2 separate regions of the Mus musculus genome follow, and region 2 is linked to region 1. The links are chromatin loops, found by intact Hi-C in ENCODE. Cell type or tissue: left cerebral cortex. All regions are shown on one strand. Links, peaks and the distances in the headings refer to the core of each region. The heading gives the core; the rest is flanking DNA.

Region 1 (8,318 bases), core at 1,943-6,942:
GAATCTAATTTCAATATAATTAATTACTTAATTAATTGAATGTTTGGTCCCAACCCCTCCCTACAAGTCCCAGTGAGTTCGTACCTGGGAACTGGGCCAACAATTGGTATTGAAATATGCCCTCCAGGCAAGAAACCAAAGTCATAACTCAGTCTTTCACACAGTACCAGGGGTAGACAGTCTTGTGACACATTCAGTGTAGAGTTAAAATAAATTTCAAATAGCCTGTTGAGATGCAACATGTTCAAAAGAGAGGATTTCTATACTTAGCATTTGTTCACCAGTTCCTACCTCATAATTTGCTTTCAGACTCAGTATGAGTTATATCTATTTCCAACAAAACTTCTAAAACAATTCCTTTGCCAAGAGAAGATTCTAGAAGAAAACCAATGATGTAGCTTAGATCTTGAGAGTCTCCCAAAAGCCCTTGTAGAAAGGCCTCATCTTCAGCCAGTGTTGCTGTTGGAAGATTGGAGAATCTTTAAGAAGTGAGAAGCCTAGTCCAGGAAGGGAGTAATTACCTCTCATCTGCACTGAGCAGAGTGAGGCAGGAACATCACATGTTCAAGGTCAGCCTGAACTGAATATCATGACTTTCATCAGTTATTTTTATTTTTTAAAAGAGAATATGGCCCTGATAGGAGGTCTCTAAGGGAGCAGCTTTGAAGGAGTTTGTGGGACCCTAGGCCTTTTCTCGTACTCTTTCACTTTCCACCCTTGGGTGAGTGGTTTTGTTCTGCTATGTATGTCCACCATGATGTTCTGCCTCAACCCAGGCCCTAGGCAGCATGCCAATCAAACTGTGAACCAGAACAACCTTTCCCCTTTACCAGATGATTACCCAGTGACAAAAAGCTGAGCAACAGACATGGGCTGCTTAAAAAAAAAAAATGGAAGAAGTCCTTGAACTTAAGCCCAGGGATACATACAGGTTCTACACACTGAGCTAACTTCTACCCCTCTCCCTTCTTCAAAGCACATTTTCTGTAATGATAATGCCAGTTGTGAAAAGATAAGTTTTATATTGGGAAAACTCTATACAACTTACTCATACTTAGCATTTGAGCAAGATGTTATTGTGTGTCAAATTCTTGGTTCTGACCAGGCCATGTCACCGTTCTGATTGTGATGAGGGAGACAGGATACAAGTGGAGGAGTGAGTAAGAGCAAGCCCACCTTAACTACCTGATGGATGGCTGCCTGCCTCCCAGCCTTCTTTCCTTCTTCCTTTCCATTCTTCCTTCTTCCTCTACCTCCTTCCTTGCTTGCTTCTTTCCTTCCTTCCTTCCTTCCTTCCTTCCTTCCTTCCTTCCTTCCTTCCTTCCTTCCTTCCTTCCTCCCTGCTTGCCTGTCTTCTTCCCTCCCTTCCTCCCTCCCTCCCTTCCTCCCTCCCTCCCTCCCTCTCTCCTTCCCTCCCTTTTGCTCACTCATATTTTCTTCCCCAGAGAGTCTCTGAATGCCAAGGACGCTATGAGCATTCAGGCTCCTCCAGTGGCTGAAAGTATAAACCTGAAAAGACATCCAGCATCAGCAGCCCACACCAGAGATATCTTCATTCTCAGGGTACACAGATCTCCCAGGAATGATCAAGAAAAGCATTAGCAATACATATTGCTATCTCAGGTGTGAAATCTGTGTAAATAGAGCAATGACTATAAAGAAGTTTGCAAGTTTTTATTTGGCACTTGAGTCAGTCAACTCCTTAGCCCCTTTGCCTTTCGTACAGTAAGCAGTCATTAAGACTTGCTCTTCAGTCTTCTGTAAAAACATCTAAGCTCTCAAACAACCATATGGGGTTCAGCCAATGTGCATTACCTAATTGAGGATATTTATGGGTAGCTCAAAAACAAATGAAACTTTTCACCACATATATAAATAAAGATGCATCTGTTCTATTTCTATTCAGCAATGATGAAAGTATAGGAATAGGAAAATTGGGACATTTGGGGGGGCATGCTGGGGATTGAACATGGGGCCTCACACATGCTAGGCAAGCTCTTTACCACTGAACAGCTTTTGCATTTATTGTTGTAAAGATAATCATATTTTGTGCAAATCATTAAAAATTTCAATTATAGGTATTAAGTCTATGTCCATTCCCTAACTGTCTATAGTTGAGTACCAAAAATCAGTTGGATTAAGTAGCATAAATTATTTTATGATAGTATTAAAGATTCAAAGTCCAAAGACATAGAGTTATGTGGCCTCTGAGTACCAAGGCTTCCTGTTTCTGTTTCCTGGCAGTCTTTCATGTTCTTTCACTTGTAGACATGTCATTCCTGTCTCTACATCAGTCTACACATGGTGGTCATTTTGCTCTGTGTGTCTAACTTAGTTTCTTCTCCATGACTTAGGGTTTGCATAAGGGCACTCATCTTGGTCTTCCCTTTAGCCAAGCCTGGCAACAATCACTAATCTCAGCTGCCTAGGAAGTCAAGTCAGGAGGATCTCAAGTTCAAGGCTAGCCTAGCCTAGCCTAGGTGATTTACTTAAATCCTCTCTCAAAACTAGAAAGTACAAAAAGGTGTGGTGTTATAGCTCAGTGGAACAGCAACTTCCTAGCATGAACAAGGTCTTGGGTTCAACTCCCAATACCGTAAACAAGTACAGGAAGAGTGGGCTCAAAAAGCAAGCTCAGCTCTCTGCTTCCTAACACTTGTCCTGGGCTGGAAACACAGCCAGTGTCCTTCCCTAGTACTAAATGTATTCACACCATTCCAGCACCAAACTTGGGTCCAAAACTGTCATCTGAATGTTATCAGCTCTAAGTCCCAGATCTCTTCATCTAAATCAACTATAGACAGATGCGACTCCTAGCTTCCTTCGGAACCTTCTCCAGCTCTGTAGTTAAAGTCCACAATTCTGTCACCATTGTCAAACAGATATACAATGTTTCAAAAATACTTCTGGCTTTTGCCCATTACCAAAGCCCAAAACCTCTTCCACATTTTAAGTCCTGTTACAGGACACCCCCACTCTTTTGTACCAAAATTGGTATCAAACAATTTCACTCCATTAAAATGAGCTGTTCATGACATCCAAATAGCAAGTTCAGTGGTGCAACTAAAATTCCAGAAGATCTGACCCATGTAGCCAGTGTGTATTAACCAACACTTCCAGAAAAAAAGTACTACTAACACTGAGTCATAAGGAACTGGAATATAGAGACTACTTTCAGCTCTCTTAAAGGTACATCCAGTAAATTACACTATGAAGTCTATACAAAGTCTCAGTCTCTTACAATGTAAAAGATATTTTTATCATAATGCCACATATCATAATACCACAGCTGGGTCAGACATTATGAGATTTTTGTTCTAGCAGCAATTCATTGGTTCTTGTAAATTCCGGGGTGACCGGGTCCACATCATAGAAAGATAACTCCAAACAGAGGCATAGTATTACTCATATGAGATGGCAACCCCAAATCTTCTCCATTTAACACCATCTACTCCACACAAGGAGTAAAGAGAATAATTTTTATCTCTATAACAGTAGGACTCGAACATGTTAAGGCATTTGAGAAAGATCGGGATTAAGTACAACAGGGACAGACACCCTGATGGTCCACATGATGGTTATAGTTTTAGCTGGAATGTTTATGAGCCAGACTCCCTGACTACAGGACAGTAACCCAAAACAATGCTAGGACAGATGACCAACCCTGGACCACTGTTTTCCATGCATCTGGCCTTCTCCTCAAGACTAAGAATGTACAGTATAATATAATTAAGAAAACAATCACAGCATTCATATGGCAACACTTTAACTACAGTCCCAATGACCTTTGTAGAAGTAGGTTTAAAATTAATTAAAATCTGATACCTGCTTGAAGGATGATAATTCAAGCCACTCAAGTGACCTGAGGTTGAACATTCACTGAATTTTTTCACCCTTATAATTATTCCACTCACTTTTTAAAAAGTGGAAAATACCTAAGGATTTGGAACAGAGCCCTTAGGAAGGATTGTCTGAATCTATTATGTCCAATTTTTCACTCCATTCTATTTTAGATAGACCATAGAATCAAAGAATATCATGTTTTGTGTGTCCCCTTAGAGTCATTAATTTTCCATAGATTTGAATCTTTAGTTCAGAGTCTGTGCCCATAGGCAGAACCCTGACTGATGAAATGAGCCCATGCTGTCTTTTGACAGTTAATGAATACACTTGCCATCCTCCTAATACAGGTTCAGAAATACCATGGACAGGATTGCTATAGCCACAAAGACATTTGGCTTTGATAAATGGCCAGCCTAGCCTAGAAAGTGAACTTCTGTTTTAATAAGAAAAGTATTTGAGGAAGAATCTGACATTGTCCTTGTTCTCCGCACTCATTGATGCAAGAGAGTGCATTCATACCTGTACATACAAAAAAATATATATACCACATACATATACCACACATGCACAAAAGAAGGGAGGTGTCCTAGTTAGGGTTTCTACTGCTGTGAAGCAATGCCATAGCAACCCTTATAAATAAAAACAAATTTAACTGGGGCTGGCTTACAGTTCAGAGATTTAGTCCATTATCATCATGGTGGGAAGCATGTTGTTGTGCAGGCAGACATGGTGCTGAGCAAAATAGACTTTAAAGCCCATCCCCACAGTGACACACTTTCTCCAAAAAAGCCACACCTACTCTGATAAGGCCACACCTCCAAACAGTGCCACTCCTTATGGCTAAACACTCAGACATGTGATTCTATGTAGGTCATTCCTATTCAAACCACCACAGGAGGAGGGAAGGAACGAAGAAAAGAAAAAAAAAAAGGAACAAAAATGAATGATGTCCTGTCTGAGCCTCTAGGATACGTTTGATGAGTCAGACACTGTGCTATTCCTGGGGGGATAAAGTTTGTCCCTGCTTTCGAGGAGTCTTTCAACTAACATCAAGATTTGCATATTGGAACATCAGTGCCTTCCAAAAGCATCCAAAGTACAGCTATGCTTATTGATGAAGGTGTAGAGTGTGCCATTCTGGGATGTGTTAACACGGGTAGTCCTCATAGTGTGGTATCATCTCTGCTTTGCAGATGAGGAGTCAGACACAAAGAGAGTCAGGCAGCTGCCAATGGTCCAGGTGTGTAAGTAGCAGAGGTGGCTTTGGGCCTGACTCACTGACTAGAGTGCCTTGCAATAAGATCTTACAGGAAATAGTCTGAACATCGGGAGTGGGCGGAGCTGGAATAGGTCAGAAAGGCTCCAGGAAGGAAGTGGTCAAGGACTGAGTTGTTGACCTTTCTCCTGGAGCTGTTGCCTTTCTATGGAGAGTCACTGTTCTTCATTTAGTCAGCCTGAGTCCTACCGTTGTAACCTCTCACTTCTCGGTCCTAGTAGAGATGTAAGCCCTTATTCCTGTTTCTAATGTTAGAAAACCATTTCTAAAAATATTATTATTTGTGTGTTTACATGAATGCTTGTGTGCATGTATGTGCATTGTGTTTGTGTGTATGTCTGTGTGTGTGTGTGCATGTGCACATGCATACAAGTGCCTTCAGAGGCCAGAGAGAGTATTAGACCCCCTGGACCTGGAGTTACCAATGCTGTGAGCCACTTGACATAGGTGCTGGGACCTGAACTTAGATCTTTTGCGGAAGCAAGCAGCCCTCTCAATCACTGAGCCATCTCTCTAATCCCCTAGAAAGACTCAAGCTTCTTTAGATGTCGGGCAGTTCTCTTTCTGGGGGAAAAAAAGGTGTTAAAATCAAATAGGCATGCCTAGATAGGTGATACTTAAATTAAGTTAGGATACTGATGCTGAGCCAATGTTCGCTTCTAGAATAATGTTTAAGAATGAACCTGGACCTCTGGAAGCTTTCAGACACTAAGCCACCAAGTAGGCAGCAAACACAAGCTGTTCCAAGGCCCCCGACACGTATCTAGCAGAAGACTGCCTGGTCTGGCCTCAGTAGGAGAAGATGTGCCTAATCCTAGAGAGACTTGAGGCTCAAGGAAGGGAGAGGCCTTGTGGTGGGGGAGCACTCTCTCAGAGATGGGAGGGAGGGATGGAATAAGGAGCTGTGTGAGGACGGGACCAGGTAGGGGAGCAACAGCTGGATTGTAAATAAATACGTAAATACATAAATGCATAAATAAATACATAAATGACTAAGGGGTCTACCTGTTCTGTAAATCTTCACCCCCAAAAGCTTTTTATTCACATTTAAATACTCGTTAAAATAAGGTTCTGTGTCATCAGCAACATGGGAAGGAGCTCCTGCCAGCAGCACAAAGCCCAGGCTTACTTAGCAATGTCTGTTGATGCTTCGTCTCCAGTTTAAAGTCTCCAAAGGACGGCCCTGTCCTAAGACCTCCTCATCAGACACATCCCTGGAACTTTTGCTTCCCTAACTCTAAAAAAATAAAAGCCTCTCGTGATATCACACTTATATGCCATTGTCATTGGTAAGGACCAAGAACACAGTTCTATCAGTCAGCGAGCGATCTTCGGTCATCCCCATGGTTGCAGAGGAGTACAGGGGACCGGAGAGGCCCCACATAAGAGGGCGGGGCAGTCAGAGCGTAAACACGGATGTCTGCGCAACTGGCTGTTTATCATGTACCCTGGAGTCCACTGGTGACCACTTTATCCTTACTTCCTTACAGCCGGATAACTGATACTCATTTTATCTCACAGGAAACAGGTGGAGACATTGAGTGACCTATGGTGGCCTCAAAAAGGGCTTTCAGGACTGAAGGTTTCCAGCTAGATGCTGGACTGACTCTTCAAGCCCCTCCTGAGTTCAGCTTGGTTAATGTCCATCAGAAGAGCCATAGTTAGGAAGTTGTTTACATACTTGCCCGTACAGTCTTTCTATTCCCAAGATATTCTATTCCTCACGTTTTGTCACCTTTGAGATAATTTTTAAAGGAGTCTGTGGTAGGTAGCTGGAGATGCAGGCGCAGACACAGTTATGTGATCTGATACACATCGAGCTCTAAAGGAAGAGAAGGCAGAGCTAGGAGCCGCCTTTGAAGCAACCCGGCATTGCACGTGTTTTCCTGACATCAAATGAAGCTTTGAAGTTATTTATTTTAATGTCAAGTTGTGCCACACCCCTCTAGCTATTGACATTGTCAGGGCCCATTGTTGCATTGGTACTCTGGCTTTCCTTTCTTAGTCACTTGACTCCTAGAATCCCATTTTAGAATTCAGTTCCTACTAAACTCATTAGCATCCTAAGTACTGGCTTCTAGAGATAAGGAAGGAGACCCTCTTCTATCCCATAAAATGCTGTCATCTCCGGGGAATGTGCAGAAAAGCAACTAGCTAAAACCTTCTGATTCAAATATTCTTTAGTCTCTTTGTAATACCAAGAACCCTGATTAGTGTCAACTTTTTAGGCAAAACCAAATAGATCTGCTGCTGACATCAGGCCTCCTACATTTAAGCCACATTTTTAAGAAAGCAAGCCAGAACTATAGGAAAGTCACGAATTGCGTGCCCAGCTCAGAGCAAGGAGCACATTATTAGTAAACGTACAGTGTATGTCATAAAATGAGTTTGTCCTAGGGATGTGCTGGATAGCTACAAACATGTGCCCAGTCAGATCAGGACTGAAGTCAGTGTCTCCTATCCTCACACACTGGCATTCTGTCTGGAGAAGGCTTTGTTGTGAGGGCTGTTTGCTGTCCTGAGAGAGGAAGAACCATACAATCAATCACTATAAACCACTAGAGGCCAGCATGTGCCTGGTCATGACAAGTGTGTCTTCAGATATTGCCATGAAAATGAAAATGCAAACAAACAAAAAACCCTGATTGAGAACCATGATATTAAAGTTAGGGTTAGACTGGAACTAAACATTGTTTTTACATAATTCTTATGATAGTGTAGTAAAACTATAAGTCAATTTATCAAAACTTTCCCTACTAAGATGAATGGGGTTTTTTGTTTTGTTTGTTTGTTGTTTTACATTGTTGTTGTTCGCTGTTATCGTTGTTGTTACTGTTGTTATTATTATTATTATTATTATTATTATTATTATTATTAGAGGTGGTGGTGGTGTTGTGTGTGTGCATGTATGTGTGTGTGACATGCACAGCATATATGGAAAAGTCAGAGGACCTTTAAGGAAACATTTCCTGCCTCCAGCCTTACTGACTCAGGGTCTTTCTTGAGACCTGCCACTCTGCAAACACTCTACTTCACATTAGCTGGTCTAAAAACTTGAAAGAGATTCTCCTGCCTCTGCCTGCCTCTCACCTCACTGTAAAAGCACTGGGATTGCAGAACTCTTCCCAGAGCTCAAGCTTAGGTCAGCAGGAGTGTACGGCAAGTGTTGAGCGATCTCATGGGTTCAGTTAGTTTCTGA
Region 2 (5,000 bases), core at 1-5,000, 180 kb after region 1:
ACTTGTTCTGCGGTGATTCAAGCTCAGAGCACGTTAGGGAAGGACTCTAGCACTGACATTATCACCTCAACTCACCTTTATGTTTCATGTGTGAGAAACCTCACCACCCAAATTCATGTTAGTTCTTTCTGGAGATGGGGGGCATTTGCTCAGATTGATCAGGTCTGCCCTCCTAAATGGATTAGCATGTTTGTGGGTCAATGGATCATTGGAGGAGTGACTTGTGTAACACTACCCAATATGTTTGCTGTGTCACCCTTGTGCAAAGCTTTCTGCTGTGTCATACTGCTGACATAAGAGGAAGGCCCTTCTTACCGGAAGCCCCGTGGATGCCGAGCCTCTGACATCGAACTTCCCAGCCTCCACCACCACAAAGTGATCTGAACCTCTTTTCTTAGTAAATTCCCAAGCTTTAAACATTTTGTTACAGTGTCAGAAAGCAGACCAAGACAACACAGAACATTTGCTAAGGGGACAGACAATAGGTCCTTCTACCATGCTCTAGCCTCTGTGAGATAATGGATGTGCTAGCTCAACTGACTCTGAAAACCATTTCGCCTGGGTAGATGTGAGAGGGAGCAAAGACATAACTCAGCTTCTTGCATAGCATGTACTCGCGAGTGCGTAAAACTTGCTCCTGTGAAGCTTGACAAAGGCAGACCCCCCATGGGAGCCGGGGCAACAAACCTGGATGCTTCCGCCATGCAGGCCCTGGGGTATGGACTGCAGGCCAACAACCTCCCTTCCCCTCCTTCCCACCCCCGTTTACCTTGCTCACACCTGATTTTTTTTTCAGATTTATTTTAATGTATTTGTATATACATATGGCGGGAGTGGTGGATGCGTACATGGGAGAGAGCACTTTGTGGAGACCAGAAGAAGGTAATACCCTTAAGGCTGGAGTTACAGGCAGTTTGTGCATCTGAGTTACAAGCATTGGGTGCATCTGTTGCGGATGCTCAGAGTTGAAGCCGAGACCTTTGAAGACCAGTACACACTCTTCACCACTGAGCCGTATCTTTGGAGCCTGACTGTTGGCTTTGGTTTCCTATACAGATGGAGTTTCACTATGCTGTAGGCTGGTCTCAAACTTCTGAGCTTAAACATTCCTCTCACCTCTGCACCCTCCCATCGGTCTTCCCAAGCCATACGCTGGGATTCCAGCTGTAGGCCACCACATCTCGAGTTTGCACAGGAGACTTCCTCCTGCACGAGCATTTCCTCCCTGGGCTGCGTCGTGGCCATGTGGCAACGTTTCTTCCTTTGCTTCGCCTGTCTCTGCTTGCTCCTTCCCTCTCCTTGTTGCTGGCACCGGCTCTTCTGAGTCAGACAGTGCTGGGCTTCTTCAGGCTTGGCAGATAATTCTTCCTAACGCTATCTCACCTCTGGCTCGGGTCTTGACACTCATGCCTGCTGAACACACGGTTCCTCCCATGAGCTCCTGGTTGAGACATCTTCCTGGACTGAGTACTTTCTGAAATTCCTATTTCGAGTCCTGGCGGTTTACTGTTTCCTTGGCTACTAAAATCTCCTAAGGTAAACTGCTCTTTCCTGTTTCTGCCCACAGACTAGGGGATTCTCTTATAAAGGACTCTCTAAACATACCATGTTCTCATTGTTTTGAATTAAAACAAAACAAAAACCTAAAATAGCACCTTAAGGAAGGAAGGGTTTATTCTGGCTCGAGGTTTGAGGGCCCGTCTATCCCAGCAGGGAAGTCACAGCTGCGGAATGCGAGGCAGGTCACACCTCATCTACAGTCAGGAAGTAGAGAGATGGTCCCTGACTCTCAGATTGCTTTCTGTTTCAGCATCTGGTCTAGGGTCTCAGTCTATAAGACAGTGCTTCCCACATCTGGGGTGAGTGTCTCCTGTACATTTTTTTTTTCACCTGAGCACACCATGGATTCTGCTACGCAGGAGGATTCCAACAAATGTGTACTAAATGGAAGACCCTTGGTTAATTGGACCCTCCAGGAGACTATGCATTGCTTCAGTTCAGTTCTGAGCACTTTGAACTGGGCTCTGGTTACTTACAAATGTCAAGGCGGCCTCCTCTCAAAGTTCAGCTGCTTCTCAAGTTTCCATTTCCCCATAACTGTCATCAGTTGACAAAACTGTAAGTCTAAAGCATAGTTATTTGATGAGTCATGAACCCCACCTAGAGTGTTGTTGTGGACACTGGGCCTCACATAGGTAGAGGTTTCCTAAGCTTTTAATAAATATTTTTAATACCTGCAAGTGAGGTCATGTTTTAGTAATCGGATATCTCTATGCTCAGGGAGCTCAGACCATTCATAGTCTGGGTTGGGTAGTTAGTGACACATATAAAAGATGGTAAAGATAAATTAATCCAGGAGCTGGCAAGGTGGCTCAGTGGTTAAGAGCACTGACTGCTCTTCCTGAGGTCCTGAGTTCAAATCCCAGCAACCACATGGTGGCTCACAACCATCAGTAATGAGATCTGACGCCCTCTTCTGGTGCATCTGAAGACAGCTACAGTGTACTTAGATATAATAATAAATAAATCTTCTGACCAGGGTGAGTGGGACAGACCGGAGCGAGCAACCTTCATTCCTAGCAATCACATGATGGCTCACAACCATCGGTACAGCTACAGTGTACCCATATACATTAAATAAACAAACAAATAAATAAATAAACAAATAGATCTTTTAAAAAAAGATAAACTAATCCAGGTGAGAGCATTGAGAGAAAGGGCAGGTCACATGACTGTTGAGCTATGGGGGTGAGGGAAGCTTCTATAGAAGACAACAGGAAGTAGGACCTGCAGTGTCTGGGAAGCAATAGGAAAAAAATGAAACTCTAGGAAATCCCCATTCTCTCCGATGGGCTTGAGAGAGGAGTCATTGAATTGGTTTTTACTTGGCCTGCCTATAGGGGTGGGAGAACTGATCAAAAGACAACCAACTTGGAATAACCAGAAGCAAACGAGCATATGTGGAAACTTCAAGGATCACACAGACACTGCATGGCAGACCTGTGCCCACAGGCCAAGGAACTACGCAGATAGGGTAACGGACCGATCTGTGTCCCAGCGACAGCTCCTTCCTTTCTGTACTGTGTCTTCTCTGTAAATATCAGGAGTGGTTGCTTGGAGTTCTTGCCCTCATAGGCTGGACTTCAGGAAAACTCTAAAGGCAGTATCTTCAGACTCAATAATACCTGCCCAGCAAAATTCTAAACACGATACCTTGGGCTCAATAGTATCTGCCTAGCAAGCTCATGTACCCCCTCATGGGAAGGAAGGAGCAGGCAAGAGGCACCGGTCTCCCACAGAGAATCCAGACAGCCTGCAGAGTCCATAAGCCCAAACACACGGGCTCCCCATCCCTTCCCACAAGCCCTCCAAGTAGAACAGCTTGCTGAAGGAGGAGGTGGGTCCCTGCTGTTACAAAAGACACTCTAAGCTGCCTGAGGCTACCAAGAATTGTCAACCTATAAATAAAGTGTTCAGACAAATGGCTCAACTGTGAAACGCAGTTGAAAAATTAGTGAGGGTGTCATACTAAGATTTAGGAAGCTGAGTTGGTTTTGTTGTTGTTAGTTGTTTTTTTTTTTTTTCAAAGCTTTTAATTGTTCATTAGACCCCAAGTTAACAGTTAGCTGCTGCCAGCACAGCAGGGGACATGCACACAAGAGTGGATCCCATTCTGTAAGCCAAGATGAGAAATTACACACTGTTATTCATGAACCAAGGCAGGTCCCTTACCAAAGGAATGAGACTCTTCTCTCAGACACCCAAGGGTGTCAGATTTGCACAGTCTAGTTTCCACTAAGCTAGTAAAACTAATCAAAGCAATTTTTCAATGCAGAAACTTTGCATTGTTTGGTGAACTTTTATTTACTTACTCATTTATTTGATATGTTCATTATGTAGTATAGACTAGCCTTAAACTCTAGCGCCTCCTGCCTCAGCTTTACACCATACCTTTCTTTGTAAAAACATCTAGGAAATCTCACAAGCTGTTGTGGGTCCAGTCAGCTCCTAGCTGCAGGAACAGAACACATGTGTTGTCTTCCTAGATCCAGCCAATGTCTTGATTGCCCAATGTGTCCTTGACTGTATTGTGCTATATGTCCAGTTGCATCTTCAACTTTTTTTTTTTTTTGAGTCTTCATAAGCAAAAATCTTGCATACAAAGGTCTCTGTCCTCTCATTTTCAGGACTGAGGCCCTTCTCAGTGTGAAAGGGAAAGGACTAGTGACTAATTGATATGATTCATGGAAGAGGAACTAGACAGTAAGGGACAAGAAATATGCTGTATCAGACTCTAGAGAACCGAATCACAGTGCAAACATGGTTCTCTTAGTCAGACTGATCTTCAGCAAATCCCTACAGAACCAGGGCTTTCCTTTCGTTGGGCCTAACAAGCTAATACACTTCGTACAAACTGATGTATATTTGATATATTGCTTTTAAGAATTCATTTGGATTTAAACAGGAAGATGGTCTCAAAGACGCAGACATCTCTGTAATCCTGGCACTGGGAGAATTGTGAGTTCAAGGCCAGTCTGAGCTGACTGTTGAGTTCGAGGGTGGAACGCTCACTTAACATTGTTCCCTAACTTATTTAGAGACAATCTTTAAAAAGGACTTGAGACCTAGCTATGCATGGTTGACACCTTTGGTAGAAATCAGGTGACTGATGAAAAGGGACAACAGAGCATCTTCACTGTACATTTAAACCTATGCGAAAACAAGTTTACAGGCAGTTGTGAGCTGCCTCATGTAGGTGCTGGGAACTGAACTCAGGTCCTCTGAAAGAACAGTGTAAACTTAACCACTGAGCCACCTTTCCACCCTGGTGGATTTTTATGTATGTGTTTGTATGAATGTGAGTGTATGATATATGTGTTTGGGGGTTCGCAGAGGCCAGAAGATGCCATTAGATCCCCTGGAGCTGGAGTTACAGGCAGTGATGCTGGGAACCAAACCCAGGTCCTTTGGAGAAGCGGTACTGGACCTTAACCACTGAG

What was found. A loop is a pair of places that touch in the nucleus more often than their neighbours do. Peaks named below come from ENCODE experiments on the same cell type or tissue, not always from the same donor. Only the 100,000 strongest peaks of a DNase experiment are listed, where the experiment ranks them.
Region 2: a loop joins it to region 1, with 4 times the contacts of the local background. A loop is called at or near these places in 40 of 42 quality-filtered maps.

Annotation. Positions count from the first base shown.
Region 1 is chr1:82,972,804-82,981,121 of GRCm38, reverse strand. No RefSeq gene overlaps it. Among named protein-coding and RNA genes, the nearest start is that of Slc19a3, 61 kb to the left of the region's middle. In left cerebral cortex, for the core only: no CTCF peak of the experiment used is centred there; a DNase peak (open chromatin) is centred at 4,896; H3K27ac peaks cover 793 bases.
Region 2 is chr1:82,792,559-82,797,558 of GRCm38, reverse strand. No RefSeq gene overlaps it. Among named protein-coding and RNA genes, the nearest start is that of Gm34286, 14 kb to the left of the region's middle. In left cerebral cortex, for the core only: CTCF peaks have their summits at 2,474 (motif pointing left) and 3,939; DNase peaks (open chromatin) are centred at 1,348, 3,378 and 3,901; H3K27ac peaks cover 278 bases.